Linked DNA regions of Homo sapiens: region 2 is linked to region 1. A link is a contact called in ENCODE Hi-C data. All regions are on one chromosome and are shown on one strand. Each heading gives the region's core, a stretch centred on a gene start or an enhancer-like site at or near the end of the contact. The rest is flanking DNA. Distances are from core to core; before and after follow the strand shown.

Region 1 (5,889 bases), core at 194-2,693:
TTTTTAATCAACCCAATCCTCAACTGCAGCTAGATCTAATTTTCACATTATACAAGAACATAAATCCTAGAGCCATTTATTTGTGCTAATATTGTTGTTTGTGGTAAACAGCAAGACACGAATCAAGCCACCACCAACAAATTCCACTGAAACCTTGGAGACCCCAAACTTGCTTCCCCTCTCTCTTTTTTCACCCTTTTCTTTTTATCTCCTTTATTCTATTTATCTTTCTGCCTTGCTCTTTCTCTTCTGCCTTTTCGCACAACCCACCAGAAACCTCACAGGAAGAGAAACAATCTACATAGCTCACATTAGTGTTCTACGTTGTAGCAAATCACGTTAAAGGAAGATCACAAATCTTTCACACTCTACTAGTCTACAGTAAGTGAGTCCTGCCCAGAGAGAGCAGAATCTGCTTCTAGTATCAAGCTCCAACAGACACAGGTGGTAAATGGCAAGTTAACCCTTTGTAACCTCACCATTTTCAACACGCAAAGGACCTCTCTCATTAGTCTTATAAAATAAAGTACGAAATCTCATGCTGTTAAACTAACATCACATTGCTACATATGACTTGAATATCTCCCATAACTTTATGACTGGAAAAACACTGTTCAGATTTCATTTACCAGTTTAAAAATAGCAAAGTCTAATTTGAAGCACATACACAATTGTGCACCCTCACTAATATTCTCTCTTAGTACTAGGCAAATGTTTCTAAATAAAATTTACTACAATCACAAGCTTTAAAAGTCAGATTTGTCAAAAGATTTTCATTATCAAACATACCAAAAAATATTCCTTATAAAATGCAATGACAAGCCACAATCTGTTTGGTACAACAATGGCTAGTTATCTATTTCTTAATGTATAAATCAAAATTATTTGGTGTTTATTTTGACTTGAAGATTATCCATACATTATTATATCCCTGCCCAGTGAAATTTCTTATTGAGTGAGTAGGTGCTGAACAAGGCAAATAATATATTTTAAACATTCTTAAATGGCGTGATAATTTTTTTTAAATGGGAAGATTCGCTTCAAATTTTTTCACTTTGTAGATCCAAATATCAACCAAAAAAGACATTCAGAAAATATGTCCACAGACCACTTTAAGTCCACAGAAAGTCCAAAATAATATCACTGTGCTGACTAAACAAGGAGGAATTGTTCTTTGTACACAGCTGACACATTCATAATACACAAGGCACTTCAATTAAGTTTTGAGAGAAGTTATGTCACATTCAAACTCACCGCTGGATGTAAGGGTCAGGGCAGTACTGTAGGGTGGCACACCGTGAAGTTTCAAAATTCATTTCCTTCAACTGTCTTTGATATCAACGAACGGAGAACAATTATATAAAATATACACATATACCTGTGTATATATAGATATAAAGCCGGGAGGCTAAAAGCAATAGGGTCAAATGCTATCAGACATAGAAGTTTAGGCACTTCTCTCCTTCATACATATTTGCAAAGAGGCGGAGCGTTTCTTGATTTTAGCCAATGAGATTCATCAATTGACTAAAACTTCATAAACACTCGATTCTTACCAGCTGGGCATCCTCTCTACTGTTGTTCTTCCCCCTCTCTCACGGCTTCAGAGTCCTTGACGTATAGTAGCCACACTTGTTGTTGGCAATTTGGAGCTGGAGGCATCTCTGAACTTCTGATCTCTGTCGTGATTGGATGCTGGCATGAATGGCATCAGAGTTTAATTTCAGCAGCCTGGACTTTTGTAACTGAACTGAGCTGATGAGTGTCCACCCTGCTCCAGCTACATAACACTTCCTTGTATCTGGATACTGGTTTGATTTGAGGATTTCTGTGACTATTTCTGGGGCTAAAATGTTTTGTAGAGCTGCTTAGGGAAGTTTTGTTTTGTTTTGTTTTTTCATCTATTTCCCTCCCTCCCCGCCCTTCAGTTTCCCTTTCAGCCAACCGCCTGTTGTGGTCACAATCTCAAATAGCAAAGACAGGGAAATTCCTTGATTATATTTAACTTAGAACTCACTCTTCCTCTCAGCTAAGAGAAAGAGATATCCCTTTCACATCCCCTTAGAAGCTTTGCCTGACCCGAATAAAAGAAAATAACCTTTATTGAGTTAAATATCCTACCTCAAACACATGCACATGTACTTACATATAATATAGTAATTTTCTTAAAGATATTAAAATTGGAAATAATATATTATTGTAGAATATTCTGAAGTGCACAAATTATTTCAAATTGCCTGTTAATAAAAATATTCTAGTTTATTTTAATCTCTCAGTCGGCTCCACTCTATTCTTTATGTCTTACAGTTTTTGCTGTTTTTGGTTTTGCTTTGACTTGACCTACTTCGAAAGGAAACCATAAAATTGTTCATATATTCCCAAATCAGTGTAATATCAGGAAAGTCTACACACAAAATAATTTATTTCCTTTCTGAATATGGGCTGTAAACTTATCCTGGTTTTGTGGATTTGGAAATTGAATGAAATATGATTCAGAAGCTCAGTTAGGATAGACTCCAACAGGGGGAAAAAAAACCACTCTGTGTATCTAACGGTCACTAACATGGTGAGTTCACATCTTCCCTTCACCCCCTAGTCACAGGACACACCTGTAAATAGGTGACATCAGTAGATGTCAAAGTTGTGAGACAATCTAAAGCCCTTTCAGAGAAATTTGACATTTCCCTGTAAGTAAATCTAACTCAAAATGTGTTTCATAAAAATATTTTATTTGTTGCTTCAGCCAGGATGGAAGGGAGAAGCTATTTAAAACTTGACATTCTCTTCCTTTACTTAGCCCGAGAGCGGCTAACATCTGTGAATTGTGAAATTCACAAACAGGCCAGCCTGAGCCCCAGCCAAATCAAACAGCTTGCTCCACAAAATGTAAAACTTAAAGGGAAGATTGCTTAACTAATTAATTATAGATTTGTTAATTGCAGTTAAAGAGTTTGGCTTTCTTCCCTGCTATTAGCAAATATAGATGACCTAAATAGAAGGTTCTGAAATTAAAAATAATCAATTTCCTGTGACCACAGCCAAGTGATTCCATTTATAATGAAAGGTGGAGTGAAGATTTCTAGTGCAGAGCTTCTCAAGTTTTAATGTGCCCGTGAGGCACCTAGAAATCTTGTTAATGCAGATTCTGGTTCAGTAGGTCTGGGGTGAGGCCTAAGACTCTGCATTTCTAACACGTTCCCAGGTTACTTGATGCTGCTGGTCCTTGGACCACACTTTGGAGTGGCGAGCCCTAGTGTTCCTTCTAGCTCTGATATTTACAATTCGACGTCTCTAGGAAATGAGGAAGAACTCTTCTAAATATTTTAAATTAACTTCCAGGGATATAGACTCCCAAATAATCAATTTGCAAACATCTCTAGTGTGTTGTGTCTTTAAAATTTAATTAATTTTTGTTTTTTAAAAGTTATTTTTATTTATTTATTATTTTTGAGACAGCTTCTTGCACTGTCACCCAGACTGAGTGTAGCAGCGCGTTCATGGATCACTGCAGCCTCAACCTCCTGGGCTCAAGTGATCCTTCTGCCTCAGCTTCCTGTGTAGCTTGGACTACAGGTGAGCACAACCATACCCAGGTAATTTTGTTTTGTTTTGTTTTTTTAGATATGGGGTCTTGCTGTGTTGCCCTGACTGGTCTCAAACTGCTGGACTCAAGCTATCCTCCCGACCCGGCTTCCCAAAGTGTTGGGATTACAGGCATGAGCCACCACACTCATCTATTTTTTTAAAAAATTTAAAAGGTTTATAGCCTAACGTATTTAAATAATATCATTTAAACGTATGTCATGATTTCAATAGTTGTTATTTAAAAATCCTAAAGTTACTAAGCTAAGAGGAACAGAAATTAAATGGCAACAAATTTTAAATAAGTAATTATGAAAAAGATTGGCTCCTATTGCATTATGGAAATAAATGGCGAGAGTTGACCCAGGAAAAAGAGGCAAACTCTCTAGAATTCAACAGAACACCAGTAGCATGCAACCATACACGATCAAGTGAAAAATAAGTGGCAATCATATTATAATTACCATAATTGCTTCTTATATTTATAGTTCATCCTTATTCTCTTAGGGGACTAAGGTTACTATACAAATGCATGAATTATATCTTTGATGTGCAAGGTGGAAACTTTTCCAAGACTTTAGAGTCTTTTAGGCAGAAATTGTAATATAATAACGTACATAGAAGTCTAGGAAAAGCAATTGCCTTTCTGACCATGACCTGCCTGTTTAAATGATGTTTGTGAAGACTTTAGATTTGTATGGAGGGGAGAAGAAAGTACTTAAGGAAGGAAAGGTGTTTTGGACTTGGACCACTGAGCATAACGTAGGAGAAAGGGACACTTTGTTCTTCTTGACTCCTAGGAGCCAAGAACATGCACTCTGCCAAACTCAGGTGTCTATGATACAAATTCTTCTCACTTACATTCATGAAAATTATTTTACAACTGCTCCCCTTCATGCACTTTCCTCTAGGTTGCATATTTTTCTGGTTGCTCTTGTGCCTTGGATCATATTCTGCCCTCCACCAGGAATGTTTTAAAACTCCATCTGCGCATATTCACATCTTGCTCATCCTTCAAAGACCAAAAATTCTCCCTCTTTTTTCCACATAAAAGAAACCTTCCCCACTTCTACTGTCCTACATAATTATATCTGCACTTTTTTGTGTAAGGTCACCTATAACTTTCTTCCTGGAGTCTAGCTATTTTTGAATAGACTCATCTCCTGTACTGGATTGTGAACAGCTTGAGGGCAGGCTTGCTATTCTAATTCATCTCTGTGTTTTCAGGAGCTAGCAAAAATATTGCACCTAATGGATGAATAACATGTTTATGTATTTGCAAAAATCATCTCATAATAAGTATTGCAACTGATTAAAAATAATTTCCACAAAACACTTGACCTCTTAGAGTTACTTTATGAGGTATAATTTACATACAATGAAATTCGCCAATTCCAAGTGTTCAGTCTGAGGAGGTGACACATTAGACACCGAGTAGCCTTCATCGCAATCAAGATTCCAACAACCCTATTACCCCAAAACTTTCCTCATACCACTTTGCAATCGATCTCCCCTCACCCCTGGCCTTAGACAATCACTGACTTGCTTTTTGTTTTTATAGATTATGTGTATATTTTCTAGAACATTGTTTTCCAATAGAACTTTCTGTTATAAAGGAAATATTCTATATTTGCACCGTCTGATGTGGTAGCCACTAGTTACATGTGGCTAACGCTACTGAAGAGCTAAATTTTTATTCTTACTTAATTTTAATCAACTTAAATTTGAATAGCCATGTGAGGCTACTGGCTACTATGTTGGACAATACAATGCTAGAATATCACATAAATGCAGGCATATGGTACGTATTCTTCTGTGTCTGGATTTTTTTTGCTCATTGATGCCATGGTTTCTGAGATATATTCATGTTGTCAACTGTATCAGTAATTCACTCTTATTATAGCTGCTGAACCTGTGGATCTCTCGTTTGTTTGTTTAGCTATTAAGAATGAAATCTGGTCTTAGATACACAATTATGGCCAGAAGTCCAACAAACTTTTTAAGAGTTCAATCATCACATATCCCAGAACTTGTTCTTGGTCCTCCTGAGGTCTTTGGCAAAATAGTAGCTTCTTTCTTCCAAGACTGCTATAACTCTGAAGGAGAGAGCAAATGTTGTGTAAAGCAGTTGGCTAACCTGGGGTTAGTACGAGCTCTGGTACTAACTTACTCCCAGACCTCAAGCAGGTAGCCTACTCTCTTTGAGCCTTAGATACTTTATTTTTAAAGGGGAAGGATGTATCAATCAGGATTCCTTGGGTATAAACAACAGAAACTGATTCTGCCTACCTAAAGCCAAAAAACACA
Region 2 (5,768 bases), core at 1,113-3,612, 320 kb after region 1:
CAAAGAAAGAAACAAAGAAACAAAGAAAGAAAGAAACATAAAGTGTTCTGCATTGTTAACAATAATTTTTGAAACAGAGTTTGAAGATTATGGAACAATGCATTAATGTGTTATTATTAATAAGAACTTCTAGAAACAGAGAAGTCTGATATTGCATTTGAAGTTCACGGCAAGAGCATGATGCAAACTCCCACTCTGTCCCCCTGAAGCCCTGGGTGAGTCTGTTCTCATATTCTTGCCTTCAAATAGGTGTTAGGTTGTTCTTATTGGTTGTTTTGTTTTGTTGGCTTTCAGTGGTAAAGAGTCAGGCTAGGGGCTGATGCTGAGGCTTGGGTTGAGAAATTTGAAATAGGAGTGTCCCATAAAGAGTGGCAACATGATCCATATACCAAGCTAGTTTAGTGTCAATAACAGCTTGGAGCCTGAGGGACACCGTGACACTATAAATCCCTGAGGACATTTGCATAATTCTTGAGAGGAACATTGACTTTTCATGGGAGAATAATGTGATTCGAGGTCATTTCATCTATGTATTATGGGGGAATGAAGACTCCATCTAGCCTGTAATCAAATATATGTTGCCTCAAATTCTTTTTAAAATCCCCAGGACCTATCAAGTTAAAATATTTTCACACACATACATATATATTTACACTTGCACGAATAGGTATGTTTAATGCAAGAAATGTAATATATGCCATCAACCACAGAAAGTCTTTACATACAGATTGCCAAGTTTTGAATTCATAGCAAATAAAGAATTGTAATATTCTGAAATGAATGACAGAATATAAAAGTAAACATAAAAAGGACGGAGAAGGTAAGAATTTCTAGGTCTATAAGCGCACTCATATGTATATTTGGTTTTATTGAAAATATAAAGTTTGATCTTTCACTACATTTTCAGCTCCAGCTGTTTTCCTTCTTGACTACTTAGAATGCCCCCGTTCTGCTTTAGATGCCTGGGGGAGGTGAGAGAATAATAGAAAACTGTTCCCTTTAGAAATAAGTCTAATATCTGCTTGATGAGATGAAATTTAAAGACAAAGAAATTGTGAATAGCTTTACACTTCATGGAGTATTTATACACACATCATTCTATTTAACCTTATAATGGTCCAGTGAGGTTGGGAGGAAAGGCAGTGCTCATTATCTTCATTTTAGACGTGAGACTACCAAGTCTCAGAAAGACAAGTGACTTAATCGAGCATGACCATAGAACCTCATCGAACTATGCTTTATACTATTCCACACTTCCATGAATAAAATAATTAGAATGTGATTATATGTGGGAAAGTATATACACCATGTAGGCAATGCATGCAATTAGCAAGCGGAAAGCAGCATGTTATATATAAATATAATGTATATTTACATATAAAAACAGTTTGACTCTTTACTAAAATAAATTATAAACCTATTACCGTTTTTGTCTATATAAATTGCTGGTTTTATTTTATTTTATTTTATTTTATTTTATTTTATTTTATTTTGTTTTGTTTAGGAGTACACGTCCCTAGAAGCACATAGCTCCAGCAACAAAGCTAATCTGAGAGTAATACCCAAGATGCCTCCTACCTTGCAAATTTCAAGGAATTTCTCACTGGTGTATTTCATAGGATGCTCAGTGAAAGTAGCATAAGGAACTTCAGTGGACCATGGGTTCCAGCGGGACAGAAGAGACTGCTCCTCCGGACTCCCCCAGTAGATCCTAAGGCCTTCTCCTTGTCTCCTACAAGAAAGGCGTTTTCCATTAGATTAGTCATTTCCATTTCCAAAAAAAAAAAAATAGAATGTAATACATCAGTCAGCCTTCATATTAACTCCCAACTAGTTAAACTGTTCAAAAGATTTTAGGGGGTGAGAAGAAAAAGGTGAATTAGGTTTTAAAAATAGGAAATTCAAGGTGTTTGGAGGAATTCTATATGGGAAACACCTACTTGGAAATGTGAGTCTGACACTCAGAACAGTGGCTAGAGCTGGAAATACGGATATTGATGTCACACCAAGATTCTGATGGTAAGAATTAAAAGAGAAAGAGAGGAGGTATCAAAGAGGTGAACAGTAACAGAACAGTTCAGGTGGGAGACAGTTTCAAGAAGAAAGGAGCTGCCATGACAATAACAGTTTCCACAGAAGCAATAACTGACTGAGAAAAGACATGGGACTTCTTAAATGGTAGAATATACATGATTTTTGAGGGGGACGCTGACAAATTCAAAATGCTCTGCGACTTCAGATTCTGAATCTCATTGTCCTCTATTCTCTGCACACATTCCATTCAGTGAAATTGCAGCAACAAACATGTCAAAGCTTGTAGAAAGACTGTGCCTGCCCCTCCTGTTAAGTTCACAGTCTTAATCCACAAGATGTGGGAGGAAGCCACTCTGGCATAGCCCAGGCCTGGTCATTTGGTAAACCTAAGTGCAGAGCAAGAGAAAGTAAGCTTGAGATAACAGGGAGAGAACTCATGGTAGAGGAGTGTGGCCACATTGAATAACAAAACCGTGTTTCTGAGGCCTCTTTTGCATGTGTCCATCAGAATTTATGATTTGTGGTTTCAGGTATCTCTGAATGCAAAGAGATGCCCGGAGGTTAAGCCAAACTCAGGTGCCCTGCATTCGACAAGCTTGGAAACTAAGTTGCCTGTAATTCTAAACAGCCCTATGGAACTTCACGGATGTCTCATTTTGTCTAAAAATTAAATCCTGGGATTTCTGGAATGAAAAACCAGAGCTTAATTGTGGTGCCTTCACAAAACTGTCACTTCCTGTATTAAGGAAGGATTCCTTCGGGAATGCTGTTATGGTTTCTGAATGTTTATCCATGTGGAGATGGTATAAGCACAATTTCACACAAATGCATATAACACTCCGCTCCCCAACTGGTTAATACCTGAACTTTTCTCACAAAAGGAAAGTAAAAAAAGTCCCTGAAACATTCTGCTGGCCAGTTATCAGATTTTTGATGATTATATTTGAAAACTGACACCCAACTTTTTTTTGTACTTAATCCTTTGCCCAAGAAGAAAAATGAAAAAAAAAAAAAAAAGTATATAGGAAAAAAAAGACAGAGTTAGGAAAAAAAAGACAGAGTAAAGAAAAATATTGAGAAGAATAGAAAAATAGAAGAAAAATATACCTCTAAAGTTTTCTTTCTCCCTCTCCTTCTCAGCTAGTATACTGGCATTTATTATCCCCCAGCTCTTTTTTTTCTGGCCTGACAATAAACTCTAAACTCAATGAATATTCTATGAGTGCTGGTAAATGGAGCATTCTGGATTGAGTCCATTAAAACAACTTGCACAATGGAATTATTTACTGCTTCATATGTCAATTTATGTGCTGGGTGCAATTTTGCTTTTATCCAAAGGGGATGAAAATCTGCCAAGAGAGCTTGCCTAATAAGTACACATTATATTCTTTTACCTTAGGGAAACCTCAAATGAAGTTTGAGCATGAAATTCAAGAGGGACCCTATTTCTAAATAACCAGTCAATGTGACTATAAAAAGGACCTTTCTCAGAGATATAGTATACTTCCAAATATGCAAGTTCAGCCAACCTTCTTTCCTGAGCTCCAGAGGTGAAAACTAGGAAGATTAATCTGAAGCTAAGTTATCACTCCAAGGGTGGGGCTTCTCAGGCCATCCAGCAAAGCTGTTAGTATCACAGTGCTATGAAAGACGATCATCTTCTCTTTTGTCAAACACCATTAGAACAATCGTGGAGACTGCAGATGCCTTTATGACCAGAAATACTTTATTTAATAGTAACGTACTCACATGAAAGAAATCCTGGGAGGCGACAGAGTGGAGTAAAAGTGCAGTGAGCTGGATGTCCGGGAGTCCTGTGATACAGTCTCGGTTTTGACACTTAACATTGCGTGACTATGGGCAAGCTTATTTCTCTTTCTGAATCTGAATCATTTCTCTTTCTGAATCTTCTGAATATGTCTTCCCATATTTAGAAAAAAACAGGACTTCCTCATCTGTTCTTTAGAATCTCTATATCGAGACATTCCATGACCTCAGTCATGCTGTGTGAATAGTGTAGGTGGTCATGATGCCAGTAACGATCATCTGGTTGCAGACATACAACATCCATAAGCAGTCTTGGGGTATGAATTCTCTAGTTCAGAAGCATCTAATTAGCCCCACTGAGCAGAACAAGTCCTCTACTGCAAAGGTCACAGCAAGTACTATCCTATCATTCCAAGAGGCTTTCAGGACCTACCACAACATTTTACAAACATGGAAAAGCACAAATCAGCTATTTCTCAGTGGAAATGCAGATAAGGTTTATAAACTGTAGAATGTCAGAGCTAGAAGGGCTCTTGGAAGCTATAGCCCAGTGCTTCCTTTCTGTGGATGGAAAAAACTGAGACTCAGAAAGTACCAGAATTTTCCCAAAGCATCACTACAAGACAGGGATGAACTGGCAAGAGTCCTGGTTTCCTGAGACCTCATTCAGGGGTCTTTTCACCATTCTGGGCTAAGGCTACAAAATATATTCAAAGCTAAAGCCCTGCTATTGCATAACATAGCCTTATTTCCAATAGACACAAAGTTAAAAGAATTGCTCTGAGGAGGCTGTCATCATTCATGGGTGAAAAAAGCCTGCCTACGGATCCCAGTCAGTTATCAGAAGAAAACCTCTGTCTCAAAACAAACTATGCATTCTTAAATATACTCAATATGAGCAATTTTGAGACTATAGGAAAATAAGGAAGCACTGGATGTGAAGGAGACAATTACAAACAAGTTAAGTTGTCAGGGTGAGAAGATTGGGTCTTTGGCCAGGTGCGGTGACTCACGCCTGTAATCCCAGCACTTTGGAAGGCTGAGGTGGGTGGATCACCTGAGGTCAGGAGTTTGAGACCAGCCTGGTCAACTTGGTGAGACTCCCATCTCTACTAAAAATACAAAAATTAGCCGGGTGTGGTGGTGGGAGCCTGTAATCCCAACTACTTGGGAGGCCAAGGCAGGAGAATCACTTGAACCCAGGAGGCAGTGGTAGCAGTGAGCCAAGATCATGCCACTGCACTTCAGCCTGGGCAACAGAGCGAGACTCTGTCTCAAACAAAAAGAAGAAGAAGACTGGGTCTTTCTCACTGAGCTGCTATGATGGGTTAATTAAAGTCCTAAGTAAAGGTTGCCAACATCAAATTATCAAGCAAATAAATATTTGGAAGTTTTCTTTCTGAAATTATACTCGGTATAAATCATGACTTTCACTAGCTTGTGTCTTTGGGCATTTCACACCACCTTTCTGATCTGTAGGTCACAATAATTTTGTGAAAAACAGGAGGATAACGGATGATAAAAAGTTTTGTTTCTGTAAGGCACTGTCCCACCAGCATATATTGAGTGTCTACTATGAACCATACTACCCACTCTGTACTGTTAGAGATCTTATATTTTTTATTTTATTTAACCCATATAGTAATTTTGAGCTACTTTTGAAGACATAGATGTAGTTACAGGAAATAAGTTAAAGAATATCACCAGACTTAATCAGATCATCAAGTCAAGAACCACTAGTGAAATGTAATTTTAAAAAAGGGGCAGGGAAAGGAAAAACACCAGAATCACTGGACATAAACAAAACCAGAGAAGCAAATCTCTAGCACAGAGGAAGTATTGGGATGTTTTATGCTTGTCTTCACCTATTGATACCTCTTCTTCCACCTGTATCCGGGTCCAAGGATGCTTCTTATGTGTCAGCTTCTGCTTTCCATCAATGTTTTCATATGTAAGATTTCTACTTG

Evidence for each region. A loop is a pair of places that touch in the nucleus more often than their neighbours do. Pooled maps may share reads with other maps.
Region 2: a map with no recorded cell type shows a loop between it and region 1 (4-fold over the local background). The contact joins the enhancer-like site here to the promoter of TP63 in region 1. A Hi-C loop is called at or near these places in 2 of 37 single-sample maps with no recorded cell type and 6 of 50 pooled maps.

Annotation. Positions count from the first base shown.
Region 1 is chr3:189,626,943-189,632,831 of GRCh38, reverse strand. It overlaps TP63 (tumor protein p63), which reads right to left and starts at 1,443. Exons shown (of 14, transcript NM_003722.5): 1 at 1,255-1,443. The coding sequence starts at 1,316. RefSeq lists a cis regulatory region at 1,916-1,926 and a promoter at 1,319-2,128.
Region 2 is chr3:189,306,350-189,312,117 of GRCh38, reverse strand. It overlaps TPRG1 (tumor protein p63 regulated 1), which reads right to left. Exons shown (of 6, transcript NM_198485.4): 5 at 1,579-1,732. Among named protein-coding and RNA genes, the nearest start is that of TPRG1-AS2, 69 kb to the right of the region's middle. RefSeq lists an enhancer at 4,141-4,200. Within about 2 kb of position 2,362, at least 3 of the 41 ENCODE cell types and tissues checked have a DNase peak (open chromatin) inside an H3K27ac peak, as active enhancers do.